Regions from separate parts of the Homo sapiens genome. Here all the other regions are linked to region 2. The links are chromatin loops, found by intact Hi-C in ENCODE. Cell type or tissue: heart right ventricle. All regions are shown on one strand. Each heading gives the region's core, and the rest is flanking DNA. Links, peaks and the distances in the headings are about the cores only. Region 1 overlaps C5orf67 (chromosome 5 putative open reading frame 67). Region 2 has its middle 38 kb from the start of ANKRD55. Region 3 overlaps IL6ST (interleukin 6 cytokine family signal transducer).

The links. A loop is a pair of places that touch in the nucleus more often than their neighbours do. Peaks named below come from ENCODE experiments on the same cell type or tissue, not always from the same donor. Only the 100,000 strongest peaks of a DNase experiment are listed, where the experiment ranks them.
Region 1: it touches region 2 in a loop (2.4-fold over the local background); 10 of 110 quality-filtered maps call a loop at or near these places.
Region 3: a loop joins it to region 2, with 6 times the contacts of the local background. A loop is called at or near these places in 35 of 110 quality-filtered maps.

What each region holds. Positions count from the first base shown.
Region 1 is chr5:56,579,639-56,589,866 of GRCh38, forward strand. The region is part of intron 1 of C5orf67 (chromosome 5 putative open reading frame 67); the gene reads right to left. Among named protein-coding and RNA genes, the nearest start is that of C5orf67, 22 kb to the right of the region's middle. RefSeq lists enhancers at 9,162-9,241, 9,372-9,631. In heart right ventricle, for the core only: no CTCF peak of the experiment used is centred there; DNase peaks (open chromatin) are centred at 6,613 and 6,893; H3K4me3 peaks cover 1,324 bases; H3K27ac peaks cover 2,454 bases.
Region 2 is chr5:56,265,882-56,276,109 of GRCh38, forward strand. It overlaps the pseudogene PSMC1P4. Among named protein-coding and RNA genes, the nearest start is that of ANKRD55, 38 kb to the left of the region's middle. In heart right ventricle, for the core only: CTCF peaks have their summits at 3,881 (motif pointing left) and 4,828 (motif pointing right); a DNase peak (open chromatin) is centred at 4,860.
Region 3 is chr5:55,929,121-55,939,348 of GRCh38, forward strand. It overlaps IL6ST (interleukin 6 cytokine family signal transducer), which reads right to left. Exons shown (of 17, transcript NM_002184.4): 17 at 5,975-10,228. Among named protein-coding and RNA genes, the nearest start is that of IL6ST, 61 kb to the right of the region's middle. In heart right ventricle, for the core only: CTCF peaks have their summits at 7,169 (motif pointing right) and 7,395; a DNase peak (open chromatin) is centred at 7,161; H3K27ac peaks cover 577 bases.

The sequences.
Region 1 (10,228 bases), core at 3,548-8,547, 320 kb after region 2:
AAAACACAGAAGAAAATATGATCATCTATTATTCCACCACAAGAGATTAGTCATTTTAAAGGTGGGTTTTGTATATTACCTTAAAAATGATTACAATAAAGCTGAGATGGCTATGCTGGTTGAGATATTACATTTAGAAAAATGTGAAAGATCATTACTGAAGCCTTGATATTTGTTTTGTAGAAACTGAATATTGAGGGTAAAAATCAAGTTACAGTATTCTGTCTACAAGTCAGACTTCAAGTAATAGTTTCCAAATATATGAATGCCTTTGGCACTAGGGATTCTTAAGTGTATCATTTAAGAAGTAGTGCCTTCTCCAGCTCAGAAAGCTATGTCCCACAAAGCAAAGAAAGCCAGAAGTTACTTGTCTTTCCAGGCAAGTTGGCAAGAGTGAAACAAAAGAGGAGGTGATACCCATTAACTTTCCCTTCTGGATTATAGAGTGGGAGCCACTGCAACCTTTCATCCAATAGCCATGGTCACGGCCAAAGCCAAGCAATCCTGCCATCTTTGGGCTCCAGAATAAAAGAGCTTCACTCTTCCCAAGGTTTACCTGTGAGGACCAAGGTAAGAAAGAAAACTTTCTTGACAAATATTTGTCAAGAAATACTTGTCCTAAAGTCCAAATCTAAGTTTATTCACTAATCATTGTACTTGTAAGCCAACCGAGGTATACAGCATCTGAATTCCTCAAGCTATATTGCTGGAAATCCATATGAAACTCATTGAAAGGGCATTTCTCTTTACCACCTTCTTGCATTCCTTTGGCCACGCTGATGTCTGTCCCCTGTGTCTCAATTACTGAGCTGGGTACGGACTTTATGGACCTGAGGCAGAGAAGGGTGGAATCTGGGTTGACAGGGAGACTTAGGAGATACTAGGATGTAGTGAAGGCTATAGTAATTGATGGAATAATGCCTCCGAGACAGAACATGTAGAGTAAGAAGAGGAAAAGACAAAGATGGAGATTTGAGGAACCCTTGAAGTCTGACAGGGCATGGTTGTTCATAGGATTTAGAAACAAGAAACAGGGCATGCACAATGACACCCACATGGTGAAAGCATTCTATCTGATCATTATGTGTTATAAAACTGTATAAAACTATCTGTTATAAAACTTTATATTGAGCATCTCAATGGCAGGAACTTTGTCTTGTCTATCTTTGGGTCTTCCTTAGCTCCTACAAATGCTTAATTGATGTCTAGAGGGGAAGAAGAAGGAGAGGGTAGAAGCAGAGAAAAACAAGAAAATAGAAAACACAGAGTGGGAACAAGGAAGACAGGCAGGAGGAAATCAGCTGGAGAGGTAATATTCCACAAAGATTCTCTGTCCAGCTTGCTTGCTAGAAACCTAGAACTTCAGTGGCTAAGTCAATCTCTGAACAAGAAGAGGCATTGCCAAGAAGCCTGGGGGAACTGAAAGCCAACCCCAGGAAACTAGCCTGCAGAGTAGAAACAAGGAGTGTGCAGTGTTGTTTCTAGACCCACACAAGAAATTGATAATAACTTCAGTAAAGTCAAGGCTTCTGATGTGAAGATACGTTCATCGGTTTTTTGGACTGCTTAAAGACAAGGCAATAAAACAGATCTTGAGGACTCAATTGACCCAATACTGAAAAGAAGTTACTAAAGATTTGGTAGCAGTAGATGATCACGTAATTGTGATTATATGTCACTCTGGTGCACTGGCTTGCAGGAGGTAAGACTGTGAGGTGGCAAGGAAAGAGAATAGCGGTTCTGGTTCACAGAGCACTAACACTGCATTGATAGCAATGATGGAAAATGATATTTTCCCAAATCGCTGTGGTCTGCATCTTCTAAAATCTACTATTTATTTTCTCCCAGTCAAAGTTTACCTCTATTTGACTTTGTAGGTTCTTGAAGCTAATAAATTATGGAACTACTTGCCTAGAAAAATATTTTTGTGGAAAGAATTGTAATCTAGAGGAAACACTCACTGACTGAATTCCAACAAACCTGTCCAGTGGTATGGTTGAGTTCTTGCCCTCTGCCCAAAGCCAAGAGATTTACCATGAATAGAAACCATTCAAGGCTCTTAATTCAACATTCTTGAACTGTGCTGCAAATTTGGTCCTCCCATAGGAAGGTGGGGTGAGGGACAGGGAGGGTTAGAAAAATCTTTTTATCTAGCCATACTGGAAATGTTTTGTTTAGTCTGGAGAAACCCAAATGATATAGTTTTTCAGATTCTGTACTTTTTCATTTTGGCTTTGTTTGTGTATGATATGTGCACCAAAAAACCGTCAAAGTACAAAACTCATTCTAGAGCAATTTAAAGTCTACTCATGCTAAACAATGAGTTAAAAGAGTGTGTTGCTTTTCTGTAGTTCCTTTCAAGCAGAACATTAAATCTCTGAGTATTTTCAGAAATTTCTGCAAGAACTCAGTCAGACAGTACTTGTCCCATTTTCCCAATGGAAAAATATTTTGATAAATCGCATAACATGGCCTAATCTTTTCAGTAGAGTCCTCATTTCCTGCCCAATTTTCCCCTCTACTCACCTTCCACCAACCCCCAAGAAAGGCGCCCGTCACCACGCCCAGCTAATTTTTGTATTTTTAGTAGAGACGGTGTTTCACCATGTTGGTCAGGCTGGTCTCGAACTCCTGACCTCAAGTGATCCACACGTCACAGTCTCCCAAAGTGTTGGGATTACAGGCATGACCCACTGTGCCTAGCCTGATTTCTGTCTTTTGTATGGCTGCATAGTATTTCACAGTTTATATGTACCACATTTTCTTTATCCAGTCTGTCACTGATGGGCATTTAGGTTGATTCCATGTCTTTGCTACTATGAAAAGTGCTGCAGTGAACATTTGCATGCATATGTCTTTATGGTAGAATGATTTCCATTCCTCTGGGTATATACCCAGTATAGGATTGCTGGGTCAAATCGTAGTCGTGCTTTTAGCTCTTTGAGGAATTGCCGTACTGCTTTCCCCAATGGTTGAACTAATTTACACTCCCACCAACAATGTGCAAGTGTTCCTTTTCTCCATATCCTCACCAGCAGTCTAGACTTTTTAAGGGTAAGTTAGACTACCTACTTATATCTGAAAGTAACTAGAAAAGCCAAGGTATCTGCCACAGAATTCATCCATAGGCAGGCAAGGAAACAACAGAGTGAATTTCAAGAGTCAACAATGAGCAGGAATAAAGTTGCTTTCTATTTATACCCTACCAACTTCAACTTGTTCAATAGACTGCTTACAAATATGTACTACACACACCCATACATATACTATACTTCTATTCTCATGGATACTTTTAGTCACCTAGATTCTCTGCAAAGACACAGTACAAACTGATAAAAGCAGTTTCCCCTGGGAAAGGGGAACAGATGGTTTTGGAGCAAGAGTGAGAGATACCTTAAATTATGCCTTTTGGATTCTGATCATAAACACATAGTTTTAAAAATTCATTTAAATTCAAAATATTTTAACTAGTATGGAAAGTAAAGCAAATAGAAAATTAAAATAGGAAAGTAACGTGGAGCCAGGCATAGGTTAGTTTACTAAATACATAGCATAAAGTCAGATAAACTTGCTATGGAGTAGAAGGCAAATTTGGCTCTAAGTCTCTGGTTACCAGCGTGAAGAAAGAAACAGCACGATTTCCACTGTTCATCAGGAAAAACAAACCATTTGCTCAGGACAAACAAAGCTACTTCTAGAACTAAAGCCAGAGTTAAATTTCTCCTATGGATTCTCTCTTTTGAGTCCCCAAAAGTAGTGAAGAATACCTTCCCTAACCTCATTATTATAAACACAGGGCAAAACTAATAGCGTTGCCAATCTTATGATGTTTGTTATTATTAGTAACAGGAGCTAAAGGTGATATGAACCAGGGTTCATTATTGGCTTTGTAGGTGAATTAATAAAATCACAGCAATTATTTGGCTTTAGTAGAAGTAATGAGAAGAAAATTAAGTGGTCTTGTTACCAGTGGAAGAGACCCAAGTTACCGGCAGTGAATCCATAAGGGGTCCACAGCAACTTCAGTTCTTGCCTCCTCTGAAGAAAGAATTTGACTGAGGGGCATATAGCAGAAGAAGAGACCAAGGCAAGTTTCGGGGCAGGAGTAGAAGTTTATTTAAAAGGCTTTAGAACAGGAAAGAGAGGAAAATTCGCTTGTAGGAGACCCAAGCGGGTGCTTGAAGGTCCAAGAAAGAAAAGAGAGCAAAAGAAGACAGCAAAAAAGAGGGGCCTTTAACCTTGATCCTAGGACTTTATAGGCTTGCCTCTTTCCCAAGATTTTTCCTTTAGGGTGGGCTTTCCACATGCCCAGTGCTTTCCTTACCCGTTGGAGTTGAGAATGCACAATGTATTTAGGGAGTTATACACATGCCCATCTAAGGCTTTCTTCCCTTTTCCGGTGGAGTGTGCCCCCAGAAGATCATACTTCACCATTTTTGTCTCTTAACACGCATGCCCAGGAAGTTGCTTCTCCCTGGGGCCTGCATTCAATTAACATTTTGAGGTTAACAGGTGTGGACCATCAGGAAATGGCCTCTCCCTGGAGCTGCCAAATACATATTTTTAGAGAGGCAATGCAATAATTGCCAAACCATCACCCAACATTTCTAGTGGGTTGGGGGAGAACCCTGTCCTGCCCTGCTCATGCCTAACTACCTGTAACAGTCTATGGCCCTGAATCATTAGGCTGCTCCTACTTGAAATTCACTCAATCTTCAGAGTCAGATGCATCCAACTGTCCATCAAAGATTTAAGTTCACAACAGGTTGTCTTCAGATAATATTTGAGCTTTGAGGCCTGTGCACTGTGCAATGAATGAATGATATAGTTGCACAGAATGTTCACCTAAATATCTTCACTACAAGCCAAAGTAAATGTGAATCACCTACCACTACTCGCATATGTGAATGGATAAAATTAGAAAGACTGACCACACCAAGTGCTGATAAGGATGTGGAGGAACTGGAACTCTTATAAGCCACTGATGGAAACACCAGATGATGTGACTACTTTGGAAAATTGTTTGACAGTTTCCTTAAAAGTTACACATACAGCTACCATCTGAGCTAGCCATTCTATCCCTAAGTACTTACCCAAGAAAAAAGGGAAAATGGCCAGGTGCAGTGGCTCACGCCTGTAATCCCAGCACTTTGGGAGGCCAAGGCAGATGGATCATGAGGTCAGGAGTTCGAGACCAACCTGACCAACATGGAGAAACCCCATCTCTACTAAAAATACAAAAATTAGCTGGATGTGATGGCATGCACCTGTAATCCCAGCTACTAGGGAGGCTGAGGCAGGAGAATCACTTGAACCTGGGAGGCAGAGGTCACATTGAGCCAAGATTGTGCCACTGCACTCCAGCCTGGGCGACAGAGCCAGACTCTGCCTCAAAAAAAAAAAAAAAAAAAAAAAAAGAAAGAAAGAAAAAGAAAAAAGGGAAAATGTATCTATACCAGACTTGTACACAAACAGTAGCAGCTTTATTTGCAATAGCAATCCATACATCCATCAACAGGTGAATGAATAAACAAATCGTGATATGTACATACAATGGGACAACAGTAAAAAGAAATTAACTATTGATACATGTAACATCAATGCTTGAGTGGTTCTTATGCCTCAAGAACTTTACACTGTTTCATTTAAGTCCCATGTCCGCCCTATAAGGTAAATACTATTGTTCCCTCTTTGTAGACTTGAGAAAACTGAAGGTTAGAGAAGGTCAGCAATTTGTCTGGGGTTACCAGCTGATGAGTGGATGAGACACAGACCAAGTCAGTCTGACACAGTATTCACACACACTGTGTAGCAGGGAGCAGGACTGCTTTGATCGCCTTGGACCTAAGAACCCCTTCAAGGTGAGGTAGTACCATGCAGGAGATGACCTCCAACAACCAGAAGGGGCTCAGGGATGGTGCAGAGAAGGCAACTTTGAAAGAGGAAGACATTTTTTCTTTCTTTGGATAATGCCCAGATGACTCACCCTTTCTCCTCTCTCAGCTCCAAATCTTCATGTCTTAATCTTGATGTGTCAGATCTGGGGACCTATTGGAGTGCTCCCCAGAGAGGTTGTCCTTCTGTCTCAAAGCACAGGTTAGGACAAGCAGCAGCTCTATTTGGGCATCTATTCCTGAAGCGAGCTGCAATTTGATATTCTTTTACTGTTTACTTCTGCTTTAATTACAGGGTGGGGGAAAGAGCTCCTAAAATTTGCCAAAAACTTTGGTGATTTTTAAAAAGTCCTTCTTTACTTTCCAATTATTCAACTCTGCTGGGAAAGGCAATAGGAACGCTTTTGGAACTGAGTTTGCTGCTGAGTTGCCAGGGTTTCGAGATCTCTGCAAAGGTCATTGTTTTTTGTAAAGGTCATTGTCTTTTCATGAAAACCCCGGCAAAGCATGCCAACGCAGGAAAGCCACCAGCTTGCCAAATGTCCGGTGTCCCAGTCACCTGCTCTTCCTGCCCTAGGAAGGATGTGAGATGATCTCTGGAGTAAAGACATCAGATGGGGTTTGTTCCTTTCTTGCTCTTAAATCAGCTGCAAAATGCAAGAACAAAGCACACACAGGATGATTCCCTGAGCCCTGTGCCGCCTCCTCGTTAAAGGCCAGCAGCTGCTGGGTGTTGCACAGAGCGAGATAAGCAATACGACATTTGTAGCCGTTCACATCCTGAACGTAGAGCATTGTGTTCTCAACGGAATTTCTGAGGCTTCAAGCCCTGAAGAATACCCAACAAGTGAAAATACAGAGAAAGGGTGTGCTCTGCTCAGGGGTCCTGGGTGGGGTGGGGGATACACAGCAGGAAGGGCAGGCAGAATCCAGCAACCAAGTCACGAGTCGCTAGCTCTTCAGAAAAGTGGCTCTGCTGACAAGAGAATTAGGGCAGGATGATTTTGGCAAGCCCCGTGTTGTGTTAGCTGCGCAAACTTTTTCTGTTCTCTTATGCAGCCTCTTAACAACTGGGTGGGGGCATCTTTTCACATTTCATGGAGAGGCTGATTCTTGTCAGATGTTTAGCAAAGGGCTTCCACATTAGGTTTATCAAGCACACACAATTCCAGATGCAACGCGGAGTCCATTTAGTTTGAGAAGATTAAAATGTGCCGTTTCCTGCCATTGGCAGCATTTTCATTTTTCCTCTTTCCTTACAGTTTTCTCACATTACTTGAAGTGATTCTTACCCTTATCTTTACACTGTGTTTTAAAGAAAATTATGGGGGAGAGGAGAAAAGACCCAGAGTGTCACCGGGAGCACCTGACAGGAAGCCGCTAAACTGTGTGAGCACCTCCTGATTGGAGATATTCTCCTCCCCGTTGGATGCCTCTGATTTACCTCTCTATGGACAGATACTAATTTCAAACCCATGGCCATAAGATTATTTCAATGACTTCCCTTCCATCTTCCTGCCTCCTCCAATAGCCTCGATGTCCTTATTCCTCCCCCCAACAAGCCTACCTCAGTCACCCACCATCAACAAACACAAATGCAGCTCTCCACAGGTCTCTCACAAAGAGTCTACACAGATCCCACACCAACCAACTCCTACACCCAAGCCAATGCCCCAAGAATGTTATCATCATCTGAGAGAAGGGCTAGGACAGGCCACCCAAATACAGTAGTGACTGTACTGTACTGACAGAAGCAACTCAGGATATATGTGTTTGTGTGTGTGTGTGTGTATCTATATATATATATATATCTCCATATGTTCTCTTCGAAGGAGATATCCCTAGAGAAATATATGTGTATAACTAAATATATGAACACTTTCACTTAATGTAGATTTAAATATATGTAGATACATGTATATATATTCTTTCCCCTATCCCATCCATTCATTCATTTATTCAACTTAAATTCATTTAGTGTTTACTGTATGCCAAGCACTGTTCTAGGCAGTGAAGACTCAACAGGAAGAAAGAGCCAGGTGAAGACTGGCTAGGCAGTGAAGACTCAACAGGAAGAAACCGCATTTCCTGCACTTTGATAGGAAATGTTGGTAATCCTACATTTGGTAGAGTAAGACAAAAATAAACACATAAATGTATATTTCAGGTTATGATAGGGGATATGAAGAAAAAGCAAGCAGGGAGGTAGGAAGTGATGGGGATTGAGGGTGATGTTTTAGATGGGTGGTCAGGGAGGCCCTTGCTCAGAAGGGGAAGGCTGAGTGGAAAGCTGAAGGAAGCGAGCATGAGCCATAAGGACATCAGAGTGGACACCCAGGGAGAGGAAAAAGCACGTGCAAATGTCCTGTTTGGGAGCATGCTTCTTACTTTGAAGAAGCAGCAAAGAGGCCAGGAGTAGAAAGAGTAAAGGGAAGCGGTGGGAAATGAGGTAATAGAAGCGGGGCCCAGAATGAGAAAGGCAGACTCTGGCAAGCTCTGAACAGAGGAGAGGCACCATCTGATGACTACTGGCATAGCAGGATGCCTGCTGAGTAGGAAGAGTTTGAGCAGTCAGGGACAGAAGCAGGGAGCCTAGTTTGGAGGCAGCTGCAGTAATCCAGGTAAGAGGTGATGGAGCTGGGATAAGGTAGCAGTGAGAGAGGTGGGAGTGGAGAGTTTCTGGATATACTGAGAAGAGAGAGCTTCAGGAAGTGCTGATGGACTGGGCTTGCGGGATGGCCTTGGTCCTGAAACTCCTGGCAAGGGAATAGGCCCAGCTGTCAGCTTAGAGAGTGCAAATGCATCAGAAATCAAGGCCTCTTGAATTCTGGCTCTTACGCAAGAGGCAAAGACCCCATTTATTTAGCACCTACTATGTGTCAGGTGCTGCCTTAGGTATTTTCACAGAAACTTCTTCCTCACAAATCTTTGAGATGGGTTTGACTACTTCCACTTCATGGGTAAGGAAACCAGAATCTCAAAGAAGTTCAATCAGTCAGGGACGGAGATCTGAACCTGTGTCTACCAGTCCCCAGGGCTGTTAATCAGAGACCTTTACAGAGGGAGAGCCTAGCAGAGTGGCTTGGGGGTCGGGGGTCGCTGCAAGCTCAGCAAAGGGAGGCACCAGAATAAGGGAACCCTCACACCCTCCCAGGCAGCCACAGCTTCGCACCAGAGCTCCAGGGTGGAGCTGCAAGTCACGGGTCTGACCTAGCACCAAGCTTCCTCAATAGGATCCAGGATGTAGCTGCTGGGGCTGCAGCCACCGGAAGCAGGAAAACCAACTAGGGACAGGCAGGAGATCCAGTTGACCCATCCAAGCCCCAGGCCCGGCTTTCCTGCGTGAGAGGGAGGGTGCCACCAGGTGCTGCCCACAGCCCCTGTAGTCAACGCCCTTCAAATTTAGTTTCCACATTTCAGCCTCCACACACCAAAACTTTCAGCTAGCCATCCTGGGAGGAGCCCCTAGGTCGCTGCCTCTGGGCTGGCTGGGGCCGATTGGAGGAAATGGGCCTGCACTCAACACTTGTGCACCTGCACTGGGCGTTGTGTATTTCTCCTCTGGTTGCCAGAGCAACAGAAACAACAGTGGCTGCTGAAACCCCCTTAACACCACAGCCCAGGCTGACCCTGACCAATGGCAGCCAGACCTTGCATCTTGGCCTCTTCCCTTTCCTCTCACCCCCCTGAAAGTATCTCCTCTGAAACCAAAAACTTAACCGGCCTCTTTCACTGAGCTGAAATGGTTCTCAGAGCTTGCCCAACTCTGAGCTCTTCCTGACACGCCTGGGTTTCTGACTGTCAGCACCCCAGGGAGAGGGTGGGACGCCCAGATCCAGGCATGGAGCAGAATGTCGCCTAGGGAGAGCGCCGGGAGCCTCCTCCTCAGAACCACTGCGGAAGCTACTTTACTGCAAACAACCTAAGTAAAGTGGGCAGCTTCCCAAGGTGTGGCCCCAGCTGCTGACCCCAGAGTTTGTACTCAAACACCCGTGGGCCTGGCTACTGCCCTTATTGACAAATCCAATCTCATCAGATGCTCTGGGGCTGTAGGTCTTCATTCCATGTCAGGAATGCCCCGCTTTGAGAGGACTTGTGATTGTGGTAATTTATGACACCAGCTGCTGTGAAAATGACTGGGGAATGGGCAAATTGCCCTGCCTGTAAACTCACAAATGGACATCCAGGACCAGAGATGCCCTCGCTCGGAAGCAAGCACCCATATCGCCCTGCCTCAAACTGTGGGGTGCTGGGCTAGCTCACGTTTCATCTCTCAGGTTGCTGTTCAAGTTGCAACCAGAGAATTCCATGTGCTCAGCTGGGAAACAGGACAC
Region 2 (10,228 bases), core at 2,220-7,219:
TAACAGTTTCTTATCTAGATTTATAAAGATTTTTTAAAAATTTCAACTTTTATTTTAGATACAGGGGTACATATGCAGGTTTATTACATAAATGGACTGCACCCAGGTCATGAGCATAGTACCCAATAGGTAGTTTTTCACCTCATTCCCTCCCACCCTCTCCCATCTAGTAGTCTGCAGTGTCTGTTGTTCCCATGTTTATGTCTATGTATGTTCAATATTTAGCTCCCACTTTTAAGTGAGAACATGCAGCATTTGGTTTTCTGTTCCTGCATTAACTCACTTAGGATTATGGCCTCCAGCTCCATCCATGTTGCTGCAAAGGACATGATTCATTCTTGTTTATGTCTGTGGAATATTCCATGGTGTATATGTTCTACATTTTCTTTATTCAGTCCATCATTTATTGGCACCTAAGTCAATTCCATGGCTTTGCTATTGTGAGTAGCATGGCAATGAACATATGAGTGCATGTGTCTTTTTGGTATAATAATTTATTTTCCTTTGGGCATATACCCAATAATGGGATTTCTGGGTCGAATGGTAGCTCTGTTTTAAATTCTCTGAGAAGTCGCCAAACTGCTTTCCACAGTGGCTGATCTAATTTACATTCCCACCAACAGTGTATAGGTATTCCGTTTTCTCTGCAGCCTTGCCAGCATCTGTTTTTTTTTTTTTTTTTACTTTTTAGTAATGGTCATTCTGAATGGCGTGAGATAGTGTCTCATGGTGGTTTTGATTTCCATTTCTCTGATGATTAGTGATGATGAACTTTTTTTTTTTTTTGAGATGGAGTCTCGCTTTGTTGCTCAAGCTGGAATGCAGTGACGCGATCTTAGCTCACTGCAACCTCCACCTCCCAGGTAGGTGGGTTCAAATGATTCTCCCACCTTAGCCGCCCAAGTAGCTGGGATTACAAGTGCGCCACCACACCCTGCTAATTTTTTTTTTGTATTTTTAGTAGAGATGGGGTTCCACCATGTTGACTAGGCTGGTCTCTAACTCCTGACCTCAAGTGATCCTCCTGCCCAGGCCTCTCAAAGTGCTGGGATGACAGGCATGAGCCATCGCACCCAGCCAGATGAGCATTTCTTCATATGTTTGTTGGCCACTTGCATGTCTTCTGAGAAGTGTCTGTTTAGGTCCTCTGCCCATTTTTTAATGAGGTTATTTGGTTTTTGCTTGTTGATTAGTTTAATTTCCTTATAGAGTCTGGATATTAGACTTTTTTCAGATGCATAGTTTGCAAATATTTTCTCCCGTTCCCTAGATTGTCTATTTACTCTGTTGATAGTTTCTTTTGCTGTGTAAAAGCTCTTTAGTTTAATTAGGTTCCACTCATCAACTTTGTTTTGGTTTCAATTGTTTTTATTTCCCTCTCATTTCTGAAGGCTTTTTTCAAGGAGGCCCTTCCATAATCCTAACTTCCATGTGCTTCTGTCACCTGACCACCATTATCCACCCACTAACATCCATGCAAAAAGGGTGTGCAGTGGCAGCAGGGTAACTCTTGGGACCCCAATGAGCTTTGTGCATTTTCACTTCTCAGCCTGTGTGTGCTCTCCCTCTCCTTCTCCCTCCTTCCTTGGAAGGTCTTCTCCATCCTCTCTTTACCCCAAACCACATCTACATCTCCAGGATCCCTCTTCCGTGAAGGTCTCATCCATCCCATGCTGATCTCCCCACTTTGAACTCCCTTTGCTCTTATGAGGCATTACAGATTGCTGGATATTTAAAGGCATGGTCTTTGGTGTCGGACAGCCTGGAATAAAATCCTGGCAAATGATTTAAACTTTATGTGGGTTGGTTTCCTTACCCCTAAAGTGGCAATAATTATAGTACCTACTTAATAAAGTTGTTTTGAGGATTCAACAACATGATTTATATAAAGCATTTAGCACAGTCGTTGGAACAGAGTAAACACTCAATACACTGCCACTATTACTATCCTGATCAGTATTATCAGTAAAGAGATTACTTGATACTTCTTTATTGCTTGTATCGGATTGGGCCTCATCTTCCTAGGTAGATAGCTTCTTATATTCAGGGACTGTGTCCCATGTTTCTTTGCTGCAACCCTTGCATTCATTGCCTTATATACTCCCTGAACATGGCAAGTACACCACAACTTCTTATTGCTTGATCAGTCTTGTCTAGTATTAAGAAATAAAACCGATCTTTGGTTAATTTTTAGTAAAGCCACATAGACACTGATTGAGGATGCCATTGCCATGTGCCAAGAATATCTACAAAGCTTTCTGATTAGAGACAGTGGCCCATTCAGAATTCACAGAGTAGCCTGTCTGACTGTAATATACATTTTATTTAATTTTTTGAGACAGGGTCTCGTTGTTGCCCAGGCTGGAGTGCAGTGGTGTGATCTCGGCTAACTGCAGCCTCGACCTCCTGGGCTCAAATGACCCTTGCACCTCAGCCTTCCATGTAGCTGGGACTACAGGCATGCACCACCACACCCATCACACTTGGCTAATTTGTGTAATTGTTCTTTTTAGAGATGGGGTTTTGCCGTGTTGTCCAGGCTGGTCTCAAACTCCTGAGCTCAAGTGATTTGCCTGCCTCAGCCTCCCAAAGAGCTAAGGTTATAGGTGTGGGCCACTGTGCCTGATTATAATATACATTTTATTAAAACAAAGAGTTCATATCCTTTTTAAAGTTTATTTTTTTTTACTGTAAGTTCTGGGGTACATGTGTAGAATGTGCAGGTTTGTTACATAGGTACACACGTGCCATGGTGGTTTGCTACACCCATCAGCCTGTCATCTACATTAGGTATTTGTCCTAATGCTATCCCTCCCCTAGTCCCCCACCCCCCGCAACAGGCTCCAGTATGTTATGTTCCCCTCCCTGTGTCCATGTGTTCTCATTGTTCAACTCCCACTTATGAGTGAGAACATGAAAGTGTTTGGTTTTCTGTTCCTGTGTTAGTTTCCTGAGAATGATGGTTTCCAGCTTCATCCATGTCCCTGCAAAGGACATGAACTCATCCTTTTTTATGGCTGCATAGTATTCCATGGTGTCTATGTCCATTCTATCCATTCTTTATCCAGTCTATCATTGATGGGCATTTGGGTTGGTTCCAAGACTTTGCTATTGTGAGTAGGGCTGCAATAAACATACGCATGCATGTGTCTTCATAGTAGAATGATTTATAATCCTTTGGGTATATACCCAGTAACGGGATTACTGGGTCAAATGGTATTTCTGGTTCTAGATCCTTGAGGAATCACCACACTGTCTTCCACAGTGGTTGAACTAAATTACACTCCCACCAACAGTGTAAAAGCATTCCTATTTCTCCACATGCTCTCCAGCATCTGTTGCAAAACAAACAGTTTATTTCCTATACAATTTGCTCATTGTCTATAACATTGGGAAATAAAGGAGAAAAGTGTGACAAGTGACTAAATAATTTCAGTGATGACTAGGACATTTGTGAAGTTTATCAGCCAACAAAACATAATAAAATTGAGTTGGTCCCTAGTCTCCCAAATATCCCCTCTCTGCAGCTCTGGAGGGCTGTGACGTCAACGAGGAATAATGGCTCGCGTCCACGGTTCTGGTTGTTTTCTCCTTCAGTTTTCACAATTCTTTTTTTTTTTTTTTTTTTTTAAGTGCTAACCTGCTTTCTTTCTCTCTGCCAGGGGTGGATGTGATTACAAAGCTCTTCTCAGCCTCAGGTAAAGATTATTGTTACCTGTGGTCCTGAGAGACCTGGCTCTATTTCTCAAACCTTTTGTATGTGTGCTGGGAAACCCTAGGGTTAAATGTCACTTCTCTAGAGAGCTGGGGGAACTTTCACCACCACAAAGTGGCCTAATCCCACGCTCTGTCTGAGGGTTTCTCTGGAGTCCCTCTGCTGGCCATGAGAAACAAGAGCAGAAAGCAGTTCTTTAGAATAAGAAACCCAGAATTTTGTATTTGAAAGTGATACATAGAGATGTAGAGAGGCAAGACTTTTCCTGCTCAGCAAAGGGAAGTCACACTCAGGTTATGATCTAAAGCAGTGAGACTAGGTGCAAAATCAAAATTAATTTAATACAGGGTACTGGAAAAAAATAATTCCTTTGAGGAATAACTGGAATGTACAACTAATGTTTGGTTTTTAGAACAAGGCTGGAAGGCATGTTCCTTACCCACAAATACTCCGCCTTTCCCCCAGGTTGCTTTGGTCTGGTCTAATTCATGAGTCAGATTACCAAGGTATCATACAAATAGACAGACGCCATACAGATACCAAACTGAACCGATGGAATCAGACACTTGAGTGTGCGCAATTGATGCAGCACTCTGATTACGGACTGGGCTTTGTGGTCCATTGGCCCTGGGTTTCATTAACTGTCCAGGCTCCCTCCAGAGACTCAGGGCATGTTTTGTTGCTGTGGGTGGTGCTCTTGCTCTATCAAAGGGACCGCAAGAGAGTATGCGCTTCAGATGATGACCAGTATAGGTGCTGAAGGACTTCTTATACAAAAAGAAGCAGCTCCTGGTGTTTGTCACCAAAAGGATGAGAAAAAGAGAAATGAAAATCAACCACATATGCAACAATGTCATATCTTCTCGACTCATTTTCTGATCAAACGAAAATGAAAATAAAATCCATGCACTATACAATGACTTAGAAATATCTACCAGCCCAGAGAAGTAGATAAAGAGTGAAAATATTTCAAAGGAGATGGATGAGAAATAGATGGCACTTGGTGGAAAGTCCTGACAATACAGCAAAGGAGAAACTGGTCACTTGTGTTTAGGAAAGGGCAATGTACTGAGGGGCCTTGGCCATCCCTGAGGTGCAATGCATGACAGCAGCCAGTGGGGGTCAGAGGTGCTCCATGGCTTAGAGCGCCTTTAACCCTCAGCCTGCAAATCCTGCGCACAGGAGACCAGCTGGACCTCCTTTGGAGCTGGTACTTCCCTCCAGGCAGAGCAGAACTGTGAAAACATAGGAGGTGGTTGATCTCATATGCTTTACCACAAGCGCACTTTTGACTTCAAGACAGTTTGCTGATTTTATTTTTTCTTTCACTTATTCTCTTCCCGTTTCTCTTGTTCCCAGCAAAAACCTCTCTGTTGATCATGGATACAGGACAGTCATCTCTCTGAGTTAAGCATGTGAACACCCAAAATCAAGGACTATAGCCTGTTTCCTGAACCCTTATCTCTCTAGGGTACAGAACTTTTTTTAAGTCACTGGCAGTTTGGAGACAATGCTTAAGTGGGTGGGTGGTTCTGGTTGGTTTATAGGTACACACGGGCATCCGGGCTGGAGGTGGCTCACACAAGCTCATGAGAGCCAGTTGTGTAATCTCTTCCCTGCCCCTAGTTAAGTGATGTCATGTTGGTAGCTTGATGTTGGCCATGGTGGGAGTATTTATGCTACAAAAATGGCCATTTACTGCAAATCAGGACTACCCCTCTCCCTGCAGCACCCCAGAAAGCTGGTTGTTAAATACAATGAGTACACCAATGGCCCCAGGGCAGGTTTAAGAGTCAGAGAAGGTATAAATTGCTGGTCAGGCCTGGTGGCTCATGCCTATAATCCCAACAGTTTGGGAGAGTGAGGTGGGAGGATCACTTGAGCCCAGGAGTTTGAGACCAGTCTGGGCAACATAGTGGGACCCCATCTCTACAAAAAAATTGGCTGGGTGTGGTGGCACACACCGGCTACTAGGGAGGCTGAGGCAGGAAGATCACTTGAGCCCTTGAGGTTGCAGTGAGCCATGATTGTGCCACTGCACTCCAGCCTGAGTGACAGAGCAAGACCCTGTCTCAAAAAAAAAAAAAAAAATTACTTAGCCTCATGTATGTTCATGTTCAGGCCACAATGCATCTAGTGAAAAGAAAAAGGAGCAGTGTTTGATTAGCTGAGAGGATCTTCCAGTATGAACCATTCCAGAAACTATAGTCAACAATCCTTTAAAGATGCCTTTCCTATTAAGGGCAAGCAAGAAATTAAATAAAATTTTTGTTTGTAATTTTTAACAGTTGAATTGCAGTACTAAGTGGCTCATGAAGCCATGCAACATCTTTTTCCTTTCAATTTTGAGCCTTAGGAAAAATGTGAGCTTTCTTAGAAAGCTTGTAACATCAGATTTATCGTTTTTATGAAGCAAAAATCCAGAATAAAAACAGTGGCCACCAGGAACCATTGAACAATACATGTTTGCTCATGTCATGTTCATGTACAACTCATGGATTTAAAGGCATAAAGTTAGCTTTTCTCAGAGAAAACACTCTATCACATTCATGGATTAACTTTCACCCTGGCCAGTCTATCAAAATTACTGGAAGACACACACATTCAAGGAGTTTGCTGTATTATAACATTTGCAACACTTTCTGCAAAGGAAATAGGTTTAAGTCATTAGATCACAATATATATTTTTATCATTAATGAAATGTTTTCAGATAGATTATCGGCCCCATGGGGTTTCTGGCCATGCAAGGAAGATGGCTAAATGGGGGTGCTAGCTCTCTGGGCTTGGGAGATGGAGTAAAAGCAGTGGGCAGGAGGGCTGAGGAAATAAGTCATTATAATGAGGCGGTGGGAGCCAGGTTTCTCACTGCAAGAAAAGAGTAATAAACATAGGAAAGAAGAAAGCTAGAATGAACGCTGTGGTCTATGGGATTAGGATGAGAAGTTTTGGTGTAAATTTAGAGTTTGCACTATGTGGGGTTGGATAAAGAAACAAAACGTTGATATACATTTCTGTGAGTCTGTGCATACACTTTATATCTTCATGTGTGCGTATGTATACACATTCACACATGTACACAAATACATACATTTCCTAGCTTTGTACTAGAGAGAGCTTGGGAGTAGTGAAATCCAATAACAAAGATCCTACCTAGAATTTAGTTTCTAAATATTATACTATTTTTCCATGAATATGGACCAGAATTCCTTGGAGAAATGGCCGATCTCACAGGTGGACCAGGAAAAATATGCCAAGTTTAAAATATCTTGTTGTGCCAGAAGGTAAGAAAGTAATCAAATAATGATGGCAACATAGAGGACATGGGACAGCCGGAAGGGGTGCCAGCTGGCCCAATCTGGGATGATTTGTGTGTCCAAGTAACCACAGTATTAGATTATATCCCATTGATTAAAATAGATATCCATGAGTCTGTCCTGATATAACAAGCAAATGAACACATAAATGGAAAGAGAATGCTCTTTCCTAAAGTAGAATGCCAGCTAATGAATGCTGAAAAAATTAAGGACTTAGAGCAATTTGAGAACCATAGTAATTATTTTAGGCAAAATGCATCAATAGATTTGAAAGCTGGAAGGTGAAAGTTGAGTAAAGAATGGGATGTTTACACAGTCTAGGGGTATCTCTCCAGGAAACACTTGTTGACTGCAAAGTAAAAAAAGGTAATTGGTGGTAACTGGGAGATACAGGGTTTCTTTTTGGAGTGATGAAGACATAGTAGAATTAGATCATGGTAATGGTTGCACAACATTATGAATTTACTAATAATCACTGAATTGTACACTTTCAAACAGTGAATTTTATGTTACATGAACTTATCTTTAAAAAAATAAAATTAATTTGACAAATCAGTTACATACTCTAGGCCTGGGGAAACAACAGTCAAGAGGTAGAGTTAGCAGAACCAAGTGGCTCAGAGGCGGACCCATTGACTGAGCTCAACCCCCTGGAGATGGGCATCGCCTGGCTGTTGCTAGTGCCTGCCAGGGGGAATGGGAGGCTGGTTCTGGGGCTACTGAAAGCTGGAGCCAACTATGCTGCTGGAGCAATACTGCTGCTGGAGAGACACTCCCAGAAAGTGCAAAGACCAGGAAGGAGGGTCCCTTTCCTTCCTCCCAACCTCCAGTCACACTCTAAGGCTTCTGCCGGCAGCATCTAAGGGGAAATGAACCAGATGGCTTACCATATCCAAGAGCAGAGTATAGAAAGGTGGGCTTGGATCCAAGAGACAATAGATAAATAACCAACACGCAGAGAACAATGGAGAATTAACAGCTCATACAATGAGGGGAGAGGATTCTTTTCTCATATAATTATTTTCTTCTCTAAAAGAGTGATTCGTTAGATCTTAAACTAAATGTTGCTTAATTTTAGAATAACTTCAGGAATATTTTTATAAATCAGAAAAAAATCTTATTCCTTTATATATGCTAATTCTACATCTGAAAACATTTTTCGGTTCTTACATTGCTCCCACCTCCTTGACCCTTAGGTATAATGGAGAGAATTCTGCATCCTAGTATGCATACGCATTCCCACCTGGGTGCCTTTGCTCTGGGTGCCTTCCCACCCAGAGGCCCTTCTTTCCTCTTCTCTGCCTGAGTTCTATTCTTCTTCCATCAATGAAGCCTTTTCTGTGCACATCAGTTAACAGTGACATTTTCTTTCCTGCTTCTGAGTCCTCATGGGACGAATTTCCAGGTTATGCTTGGACACACTGTCTTGAGTAACCAGCTAAGTTTTCATAGATGTGTGCTCATGTCTATTTATTACATGGATGGTTCCTGACATGCCCAGACAGTGTGAAGCCTCAATGAATATCCGTTCATGACTGAGCCTCTATGGACATTTGAGAACAGCTTTAAAGTGAATAACTGTATAATAATTTTATGGAAAATATTCAAATTTTCCAGGAAAAGGGATGATCGGATGACAAGAACACCTCTGTTTCTGTCCCCATTATTTCTACTAGTCATTCACTTTTGCATGAGCCAGAGTTGATACTCTTATTAAATGCTTGGTGTTTGGAAAAGTTTGTGAGGCCAACATTTGCCTTAGGTACTGGTCAGACAAAGCTGAACCTGATGAGAGAGAAGAGGTCATCAGATTGCACATACTTAAAAAGTAAAGAAACTCTAGGTAGTCTTGCCTCCCACCCAGGCTTAAAGAGTTGGCATCAAGGTGCTCAAATGGACCCAACACAGAGACTGGCGATGCTTTCAGGTTTGGTTCTGTTTGCTGCTCTTATAAACTCATTTTGTGTCCAAGTGGCTTGCTCTGTCAGATGAAACCTTGGAAAGGTAAAAAATCCTTCTCAAGTCAAATTTTCATCTTCCTTTGAAATCTCTGAACCCATTAACTCGGGACATTAACCAGCACTTTCATGTTACCCACCTGAGACCACCTCTTGTTCAGCATCAACCATCTTTTTTTTTTTTTTTTTTTTTTTTTTTTTTTTTTTTGTGAAAGAGCATGCTTTATTTGGAAGCAGAGTGCTGCACAGTGACCGACAGATGAAGGCCACCCATTGGGCACTCACACATCGTACTCCAAAATACACACAGGATGCTTTGCTAATAAAAATCAATGGGAACAGGGATTCCTCTGGGCAACTCCCCCAACCTCATCCCTTTCAGGGGTTGGGAAATCTCCCAACCATCTTCCTGATGGCAGCGGTGGTTCACTAGAGATAAAGCCCCTCAGGGATGCCTTCGTGTTTCTTATAAAGAACACTTTCTATAGATTTTTTGAAGTCTTCATTTGTTGCTTTCATTCTATGTTCTCTTAAGGCCATCAGACCAGCTTCTGTACAGATTGCCTTGATGTCAGCACCAGAGAAGTCATCTTTAGCCATGATCAAGTCGTCCAGGGTTACATCATTGGCCAGTGTCATCCTGCTTGTGTGAATCTGAAAGATGTGCTTCTTAGTCTTTTCATCAGGCAGGTGGAACTCGATCTTCTTGTCAATGCGGCCTGGTCTGATAAGTACTGGATCCAAAGTTTCTACTTGTTTTGTGGCCATGATAACTTTCACATCTTCCCTAGAATCAAATCCACCCAATTGGTTCAACAGTTCCAATTCCAACATTGTTTGCTGAATTTCTCTCTCACCACCAGAATTGGAGTCATATCTTTTTGTCCCAATGGCTTCAATTTCATCAGTAAACATGATGGATGGTGCATGTTCTTCAGCAACTTGAAATACTTGCCGTACGAGTTTGGGCCCATCACCTAGGTACTTCTGAATAAGTTCAGAGCCAACCACTCTCAAGAAAGTGGCTGAGGTTTGGTTTGCTACTGCTTTGGCTAACAAGGTTTTTACCTGTGCCAGGTGGACCACAGAGAATGACCCCTTTAGGAGGCTTTGTACCCATCTCTTCATAATATTCAGGATGGGGGAGAGGAAGCTCCATAGATTCCTTAATTTCCTGAATTTGGTTGTCCAACCCCCCAGTATTGACATAGGTCTCCTGGGGGGCCTTCTCCACCTTCAT
Region 3 (10,228 bases), core at 4,588-9,587, 330 kb before region 2:
TAGTATCACCACAACAATTGGGGCAGTGAAACGAAGCAGTGATTCTACCACTTCATTCTACCACTGTTTGCTGCACATAGTGCTTGGCACATAGTAAGCGCGGGGTGAGTAACAGTGGGGCTTGTTGTCATCATTACAGATGAGGTAACTGAGGTGAGGAAAGCCCATGCTGTTTCTAAAGGGTGGCTTTGCATTGGTTTTCATTTCTGTGTGGGGCCAGGGGAGGGGTGGACTCTGGGGAGGTGTGAACCTGGCTGTGAGTGCATAGGGCAAGAGTCCCCTATTTTCCAGCCCCCTCTCAGGGTCTCCTTCCTGATACTGTCCACAAACAAGAAGGGGTCCGCCCAGTCTGAAGGACCCCAGAACCTCACGGCAGGCCTGGGGAGGCTAGGCGGCGATGCTGAAATAAAGGAGGAGGCAAGGAGGAGAAGCCGGGCAGGGGATTGTCTAGAATTGTCCAAAAAGAGGAAACGAGCTATTTCTCAGCTCTTTGCCTTTAGTGCTTGCCTGGAGATGCCATTGTTAGGGTCCCAGGCCAGTCCCACAATCTAGAAACCCTCCCTCCCCACATTTCATAGACACAGCCATAGTCGTGGCATGGACACTGCATGAGCCCCTGCAAGCAATGCACAGGCCTCCTCAGGAGGGGAGGTGCCACCTGGTTTCTGGAGCCTCAGGCCTCCCTCACCCTCCGCAGGATGCTTCTCCTTGGACATGATGTTCCCAGGCTTGGAAGCAGCTACCCTTCCTTCACCTCACAGGCTCATTGCCCCTCTCTTTCCCTGGAGCCTCCAGCTAACCAGTCGCCACGTCTGGCCGCGCTGCTCCTGAGCTGGCTTTGCTTTCCTATTTTTCTCCTGGCCTCAGCCCCCTTCAGACTTCACCCTGATGAGAAAAGTGCTCCTGAGTAGTGTCCTGTCTCAGGCTTACCCTCTCTTGTCCATTCCTCAAGTAGGTGTTACAATAATCTCAAAGACAAGAAAGAACTAGAATAGTCCCCATCTCATGGGATGAATGACGGAAAGCCCAGCTCCCCAGCTGGTGACATCATCACCAAGCAGGGCCTGGACTGGGGCAAGTCTAGGGCTCCCAACAGAAGGAGGTGCTCACTTTCGGGGTCACGCAAGGGCACCAAGTACCTCCCATGACTGTGTGCCCTGGGTACCTCTCTTATCTCACCCACTGTGTTTCTTACTCTTCTCTCTGCTACGGGAGGCCCTTTGACATCACCAGATTGTGACCTTTCATTTAGCATGGAATCAGTAGAAAATCTGACACCTGCAGAATTATCTGCACGAAGAAAGCCTCCTTGTTTGGAAATGGGGCTGGCTTACATTCACACATGACTCTATTGGAGAAGACAGAAACCTGTTTGATGTTGCCTTAAATGTAGTAAAAATGTTGTGGTTGGACTGGCACAGTGGCTCACAACTGTAATCTCAGCACTTTGGGAGGCCAAGGCAGGAGCATCACTTGAGGCCAGGATGTTGAGGCTAGCCTGGGCAACATAGTGACACTCCATCCCTACAAAACTTTTTTTAAAAAATTAGCCAGGTCTGGTGGCACACGTCTGTCATCCCAGTTGCTTTGGGGGCTGAGGCAGGAGGATTGCTCCAGCCCATGAATTCGAGGTTGCAGTTACCTAAGAGCGCATAACTGCACTCCAGCCTGGGCCACAGCATGAGATTGTGTTTCAAAAACACGGTGGTGATTAGACGTCTCTTTTGAACCTGCCTCAAGGTCAGAGGTGTATGATTAGGTGCCACCTTGGGCATTCCTTTCTGTCCTGGGAGTAGAAAAAGTGTAAGATTACCTCCCCACGAGCACTTGAGCATGGGTTGTAGATAAATCCATCTGTGTCCCTGCTGGGGCTGATGGAGATATGAGGACTGAGGGGTCCTCCTTGCTTGAAGTCACATCTTTGGCAAAGGGCTGGAAAGAGGGCAGGGAATATCTAGATGTTGCTCAGAGGGGTCAACAAAAATTCTTCCGGCCAGTCCTGAAATACAAGTCTCATTGTAACAATAAGAATTATAGTTTAGTCTGACCCAGAGAACTGAGGCAACATTGATTTGAAAACAGTTTGTGCACACTGCTGGCTCTCCTGGTCACCAGCTCATGCCTGCACGACAAAATTCTACAGAAGATGCTTTTCCTCCAGGAAGGCATCCCGATGAGCACAGCTTTTTGCCCGAACATAAAATGTTTTCTGAAAAATCTTTCCCCAAAAAAGAGGGAGTGCTTTAGTAAAGTACTTACAAAGTTTCTCATATCACAGTTTCTCTCTTCTTATTTATTTATTTATTATTTTTCTGAGACAGATTCTCGCCCTGTCACCCAGGCTGGAGTGCAGTGGCATGACCTTGGCTCACTGCAGCCTCCGCCTCCCGGGTTCAAGTGATTCTCCTGCCTCAGGCACCCAAGTAGCTGGGATTACAGGTGCCGCACCACCACGCCAGGCTAATTCTTGTATTTTTAGTAGAGACGGGGTTTCACCATGTTGGCCAGGCTGGTCTCAAATTCCTGACCTCAAGTGATCTGCCCACTTTGGCCTCCGAAAGTGCTGGGATTACAGGCGTGAGCCTCTGTGCTTGGCCTCTCTTCGTTATTTAAACACAAAAGTTCTGTTTGCGAAAGACCCATTCACTAAAATGACCTCATCCAATGTTAATTTTTAATTTTGAGAATCACACGGAGATCACCAGAAGGAACTGGCATAAAAGGAGACAAGGGATTTAGTCATTATTCCTGGGATATGATCTCAATATTAACTAGGTTAGATTTCAGTGTAAAGTTTTTTAAAGACCATTTTAAAAAGCAAAATGGTAACAGGTTACATTACTGGGATGGGGGGAAAGTCTCTTAAGATAAAAGTGGATACTTAAGGCTTGAATACTGTTTTCCACGACAGCATTGTCTGCTGTCTCTCACACAACTAGATGGAAATGTTAGGAACGAGCTCCCAAAACCTGTGCCTATGATTCACAAAGGGGATCTGGTAATGACGAGGAAGGACCTCAGTGTCCAATTGCAAGTGAAGAGTTGCATGGAACTATCTTCATAAAGTACGAGTGAACAAAATCAATTCTATATTTCTGCATTGTTCCACATCATCTTATTTAAAATATGGATCATAGGCAGACATCTGACTATTTAATCAACATCTGTAAAGCTCACACAGTTAAGCTGTCCAAAAACTTTTCTTGGGATCTTCTCGTTGAGGAATTGGGGGATTGTTTTATACTGGGAGCTGCCTGGTGTTTGGCCAGGGGTTGGTCGTAGCCTGGTTTGTAGGGCCTGAGCCTACTTGCACTTTCTGATGTGTTCTTAAGGCGGAGCCTGATCCTGGTTCACTCCGTCTTCCTCACTAGACAGTAACTTCCCAAAGGGCAGGGCCGTCCTTTTATAACCCACAAACCCAGCGTTTTCTCCTGTGCTGTTGGAAAGTTTGCTGGCCCCTCTTCTCTGGACCTCATTTTCCTCGTCCAGGATGAGGAGTTTGGATAAAATGATTTAATAAGGATCCATCTGACTTTAATTTTCTCTAAATTTTTGCTTTTGGATTGAGTATATATTTTGCTTCAAATGAAAGCTCTTGCCAAGGCACGGTGGTTCAGAGATGTAATCACAGCACTTTGGAAGGCCAAGGATGGAAGATAGCTTGAAGCCAGGCATTTGAGACCAGCCTGGCCAACAAAGTGAGCCCGTGTCTACAAAAAAGAAAAAAGAAAAATTAGCCGGGCATGGCAGTGCTGCCTGTAGTCTGAGCTACTTGAGAGGCTGAGGTGGGAGGATTGCTTGAGCCTGGGCAACAGAGCAAGACTCTCTCTCTCTTGGTTGGGGGAAGCTCTTGCCTGTAGCCAGGGTGGGATGGGAATCAGGAAATGATCCCAGGTTTGAGATGCGAAGGAGGCAGATTCCTGACTGCCTATGGCACTGTGCAACTCTGGATTAGAAGAAACCTGAGACACATTTTAAACATTTTTTAAAATTAAAAATAACTTGTTTATTCACCCACTTACCTGTTCATATAAGCAAGCTCTGCCAAACACCGAGCACTATGCTGGGCCAGGAGAGGACTGAGCTGGGGCCCTCTCTCCAGAGGCCCAGCAGTAGGTGCCAGGATATAGAAGGCCCTTAACTCAGGGGGAAGGAGAGAGAAGAATGGAAGATTTCCCTCAAGAGGGTATCTATTTGAGTTGATTTTTGGTGAACCAGTAAGAATTTCCCAGCTTAACAGGGACTGGGGACTGGAGAACATTCTAGGGGAGGAAATCATGTGCATGGGCTAGGTTAGAAGAAACTCAGTATGTTCTGGAAACTATAAAGTGTGCAGCTGGGGGGTTGGAAAGGTCCAGCGAGGCCCCAAAAGGACAGAAAGCAAATGTGGGGAATGAGGTCAGCACAGCGGGGCAGCAGCAGGCAGCCCCTCTGGGAGTGGCAGGAGATGGAGAGGAGTGGCTGGCGGCACCGTGAAGGTGAGGCAGGCTGGAACGGGTGCTCGCGCTAGGCAGCGGGCCCGGGGAAGTCTGTGGACAGAACCACCTGGGGTAGGACCGTGGTCTGAGCACCCAGGAAAAGCCCCTGCCGGAGATCCTCCTGTCACTAGTTGCCATGGGCTAGATTCCACCATTAGAGGAGTCTTTCTTTGGCCAAAAGAATGAGACTCCAGGGGTCGTGTGAGGGTGCATTCTCAGGAAAGTGGGACACATTGACCTCTTTTGCAGGGGTTGCTCTATAGGGTCAGAGCAAATGTATGTGCTAGTAGGGGTGGGGAGCCAGCCTCGGAGTAAACCTTGAGGGCATAAGGAGAAGTACTGCTCTGGGCTCGAGGCTCAGTTAGGACACTTCAAGGTAGGCAATTGCAGGGGGCTGCTTGAGGGCACAAGGTGCCCCATATTCACAAATAAGGGTGGTGGGGAGGGAGATGAGGGGAAGAGAAACTCAGAAGAGTTTGAAGGGCCTGGGAAGCAGGTGTGCATTCTCCTTAAGCTAGCCTGGGCATGACGTCATCAAGAATTTTGCTTAAGTGGTTGGGTACAATTGGTGTACACATCAAAGAATGCGGACTTTGGATCAGGTTGGAGTTGGAACTCCACTGTTTGTCAACCACATGACCCCGGGCAAGTTATTCAACCTCTTGGAGGCTGCATTTGTAAATGGTGCTGGTATTTACCTCATAAGTTTCTAGGATTTCATAACCCACAGTAAACACTTCATAGATGGCATATATTTGCTCACCTTTGGACACCCTGCTCCGGCATGTGGCCCCCAGCAGGTGATCAGAAAGGTCTGCCGGTTCATTTGAAGAGGAGCGGCCCCTCACCCCCAGCAGCAATGTCTAGTCTCGATTCTGACCGTGGCAGTTAAAAGTTTCTTGGAGGTCCTTTCCTAGGCACTGATGCTGGCTGGGTAGCCCTGGTGTTCGTATGTCTAGATTGAACAACTGGCAAAATCCACACTGACTTTGACCTGAAGAGTGGCTGACTTTTCATTCTCAGAACGCTTATGCAGAATTATGGTTTCTATTGTCAGAATCTCAGTGCCTTTTTATTTAAATATTCCCCTTCATGCCATTCCTTTAAAAGCATTATCCCTCTCATAAAGCTTATAGAGCCTATTTCCAAGAATTTTCTATAAATTCATTTAAAAGCTATCATTAGTCAACAGGCTGCTTCTGACTACAGGCAAGACTGCAGGGAAAACCTTTTCCTACGGGGAAGGGACCCAGATGTATACTTAATAGTTGTGTCTTGGACCTGTTACTAAGTGAAGATTGTTCTAGGAAAGTAGGCCTGGACTGAGGTATTAGATTTCTAATCAACAGGCTGGTCTCATTCAGAGTTTGAACCAGCACTCTGGGGGAGAAACCACTTGTGGCCGTTGAATTACTCTGGCTAGCCTGTCTCAGAAAGACCATCCACAGCCAGGGCTAATGAGACAGTTGAAGAAAGAGAAATACTTTACCTGAGGGTTTTGGTTTTTTTTTGGCTTTTATTTTTGTGTGTGTGGATTACCACCATATAGCTCACCATGTTATCCCAGAAAGACTACAATTTCATACAGAATGCACAGATGTTTAAATAAAAAGCCATTTAAGTGAGGGGATAATTCTCACTAAAAAAAGCTCAAAAATAAGAAATGACAATTCTAGATACACTTTTTTGACATGTAAAATGACATAACCATAGTCACAGGGAATAAAGAATCAGGTTTGAATGTCCACAGGTTTCTAAAACTAAGCTCTGGCTTCGTATCTGTTGAAAATCTTTAGCGGTTGGGGAAAATAGCTATATTTAAAAACAAATATTGAATTTTGAGTTGAAAGGTACATTTTCCTCCCTTGATGGAGACAGAACTTTTCTATGGAGAACCCAAGCAGCCTTTCCATGATCTTACTAAGTTGTCCAAGAGCCAACCCCGATCAGCAGCAACAGGACTCAAGCTGTTCACCCTGCTTTCGAGTTGGCTGAGCTTCCTGCTGCTTTCACACATTCTTCTTTTTCTACCTCAGTTCCTCTTTGCTTGTAGTCTTTCACTCCATTAACTTGCCCAAGCACTGGACTTAAGTATGGAAGAGCCTATACGCAGTTGTAATATATTTCGTATTTTGAAAGTGTAGAAGTTTGTATTAATTTAAAAAGAAAAAGCTTAAATGGAAAGTTAAGCAATCCTGAACAAGAAAACTCTCTCACTGCCTTTGGGCTAGAGAAAGAGTATGCTCTCAAGGAGTTACATAATCTTTTCCAAAGCAGGATGGACTGTATCTATCATACACATTAGGATAAGATGAGCCACCACACCTTAAAGAAATCAGGCTTGAGCCTATACAAGCCATAACCAAATAGAAGATTTTAAACAAAGGAGCACATAGCCCAAAGCTGACATGTTATTTCTATAAACTCTGGTATATATGTGAAGGAGTTACTGTTGGCTGGCTTGTGGGTTTTTTGACTCACTACATTTTTTTAGACAAAATCACAATGTGAAGGCACATTAATAGTTGAGATTTTCTTTTCCTTCCAGGTGGACTTGCTGACTGATTAGTTTCATATACTACTTAGTAACCTCAAGAAGTAGCAGGAGGATGCCATGTATCAATCTTGAACTTCAAGTCTCACTGCAACAAGGATGGAGACTCCAGCAGAGTGCAGGGTGGGCACAGACAGGCCACAAGATGGCGCAGCACCTCCATACTTGGGCTCTTGACAACCAAGTAGGTTTTTTTTTTTTTTTTTTTTTTTAATGTCCACTAGGAGGGAGGATGCTACGATTTCAGACCTCAGCTATTAAATAGTAAATCTGGAAAACTAGTGGATAAATTTGCCATCTCCATTCTATGTTATTAAGACCAAGATAGTGTACTGGTTTTCTTTTAAATCACATTCCATTATGTCATTTAAAATGTCACAAAACCCACACGAAGCATCTCATTTACACTAAGATGCTTATTTAGCTAACACCACTAATGATAAATGCTGTTACAAATATGCATAGTCAGATGATAGTAACCACATACAGAAAAAAAATTTGAACAAGTATTTATTTCTTAAAATTTACTTAAGGGATTAGAGCTAATATATAATAGAACATTTAATATAACATTTGGAGTTATGTCAACATAAAAATAGCTGTGGTTACAATTAGCACATGCAATTCACTGCAAAGGTAAAAATACATGCTATACTCTAGACAAGCCTTCCAAATGAAGTTAGAGTAGATGGGGTAAAACAGCAAGTGAACATGAAAGGATTGCACTTAGAAGAAAGTGGGACATAGCTAGGATATAAAAGAAACATACCTAATGCTAGTCAGTCACTGCATTGTCCTACTAGCAAATTGCACATTTATTTTTAGAGTATATTCAATACACATACATATTGAGACTAGAGAATTTTCAAATATCTACCTTTGAAATATCCCTTTGTTTCTAACACATCACATTATGGTATTAATGTAACAGCACTTAAAACCTGTAGTTATCATTCAAAGCTTGTGTTCAAGAGATAAAAGAACATCATTCAGACAAAGCCTGTGTTCAAGAAATAAAAAAAACATCTATCACTATCGGCCTTAAATGCATCTCATCACACGACCCATCAACTTTAATGAAATGGGTAATGAAGTTAAACTAACCAGTTTGTACAAACTATTGACTGAGAAAAAGCCCTTAAAAATTTAGGAACAAATGAGCAACAGAAGAGCTCACCCTGAGCTGCCACCTTTTAATTTTTAATGCAATGTATATGAGAATATCATGCTAATGCACATACTAGTAGCATGTATGATGGAAAAAAATAGGTTAATGCAAAAGATAATACGCTTGGCTTTGTAAAGTTTTGTTTTGACTTACATCATCTGAATTCTGTTTATCGAGTCTGAAAAGGAACTGCTGCCAAGGACCAGTCCAAAGAAGAATTAGGCTGTAAGACTGCTAGTTCATACCTTCTTTGAAATCAATGACAATGTCCAATTTTAGGCTAATCCTAAAACACTTGCCATTTTATGACTCCATATTCTTTTAATTTACAGAAAAGTACAAATTTTTTAGAAAGTAATCTTATCAGCACAATATAATCTAACAATACCTGTAATAGAAAGCTATCCCAGTAAATTTTTTTTGAACAATTGAACTTTTGTCTTATGCAGCTTATAACTTTGTTATTTTATTCATCTCAACAAAATAAAACTTTATTGAAACAAAAGTGTATGGTTTAGGAATATGCTCTTAATAACAACTGAGCAAAATTAGAATGATGTGGACTATAACAGAATGAAGGAAGATCTCTCCTGCTTGATGTACTTGGTCAATATATGTTAGTAAACAGAAATATTTTAGGGAATTCTATGATTATTCTACTTCTACATTTACATGTCATGGTTTTAACTAGTTAAATGGGTAGAAAAAAGACATCTTTAATAATTGATTTCTATTTCTCAAACTAGATGCTCTACTTTAAATATGAGCTTTAATGAATGTTTTGTAACATTTTAAAGTTGTAACATTTCTAAGTATACTCCACTAACTTCACAATAAGAGCTAGGGTCACTGGATGACTTCATGTGGTAAAATCCCTTATCAAGGAATAAGGCTGAAATTTAAATGAACAATTAGGTAGAGAAGAGGTATGAACACAGAACATGTGAATGAAATTTGCTTTTTTTCCTTGCTGCTGTTCCCGAGTGCCGACTGATCCATAGTAAAAAAGGACAAGATTAAAATTTTAGGTTTTAATGGTACAAAGTGTGAAGTTTTATAGTTTTCTAATAATTATTCAGTATTATCCCTTTCAGAGATGAGGGTAGGATACCACAGACATCAGTAACTGACAAGTTATAATATCAACACATGTAACATTTGGGTCATTATTTTATAACCCTAAAGGGAGCAACTGCAGGTGCAGAAGCAGTGAGTGAACTAGTTTTGTCCAGACAAGGTTTTCTGATGTGCTATTACTTTAAACACCACTTTTGGACACTAAAGATTTAAAGTGATAAAGCCACTAACTAACTTTATTAGACTAGTTTTTACATAAATAACCAGATTTCTTTGCCTACCTAAAGTACAATTTACATGCATCAACACATAGATTATTCTAAGACATGCTTGGGAAAGTAATTTTGAATGTAAAAAGTTTTATAATTTATTTTCTCCTTAGGGCAGGTGTACATTACATATTAGTGCTCAAATATATGTTCATTTCCAGAATGAATTTTTGCACAGTAATCATATATCCATTTAATATGTATAAAGTGTTCTTGGGGATGGGGGTATATTCACTCACTGTACCATGTTTTATACAGGCTTCAACATGCAAATTTGTTTATATCATGGCCTTCAATGATCCTCCATTCTCATTCCTGTAGATTAAGAGTTCATATTGTATATCTGACCCTGAAATGTACAAACTTCACACTACAACATTCTTCATGACACTATTTGTTATGAGGAAAGTTGCAGCTAAATATTAGTCATGTGACTTAAATTTTGAGAAAATGGAAAATGTAATAGGTATAAATTTCCTGACACATACAGCAAGACAAATCCAGCCCAGCCTTTGATGATCAACTTAAAAGCTGGAGATGTCATTATCTTGTTGTGTAAATTTGGGTCTATCCCTACCTTTACTTCTCTGTGCCTGATTTTCCTCATCTACTTTGAATTCGTCATTCTATTAATCTACTTTTGCCTAAAGTGGGAAACTGAATATATCAGAATGAAACATCT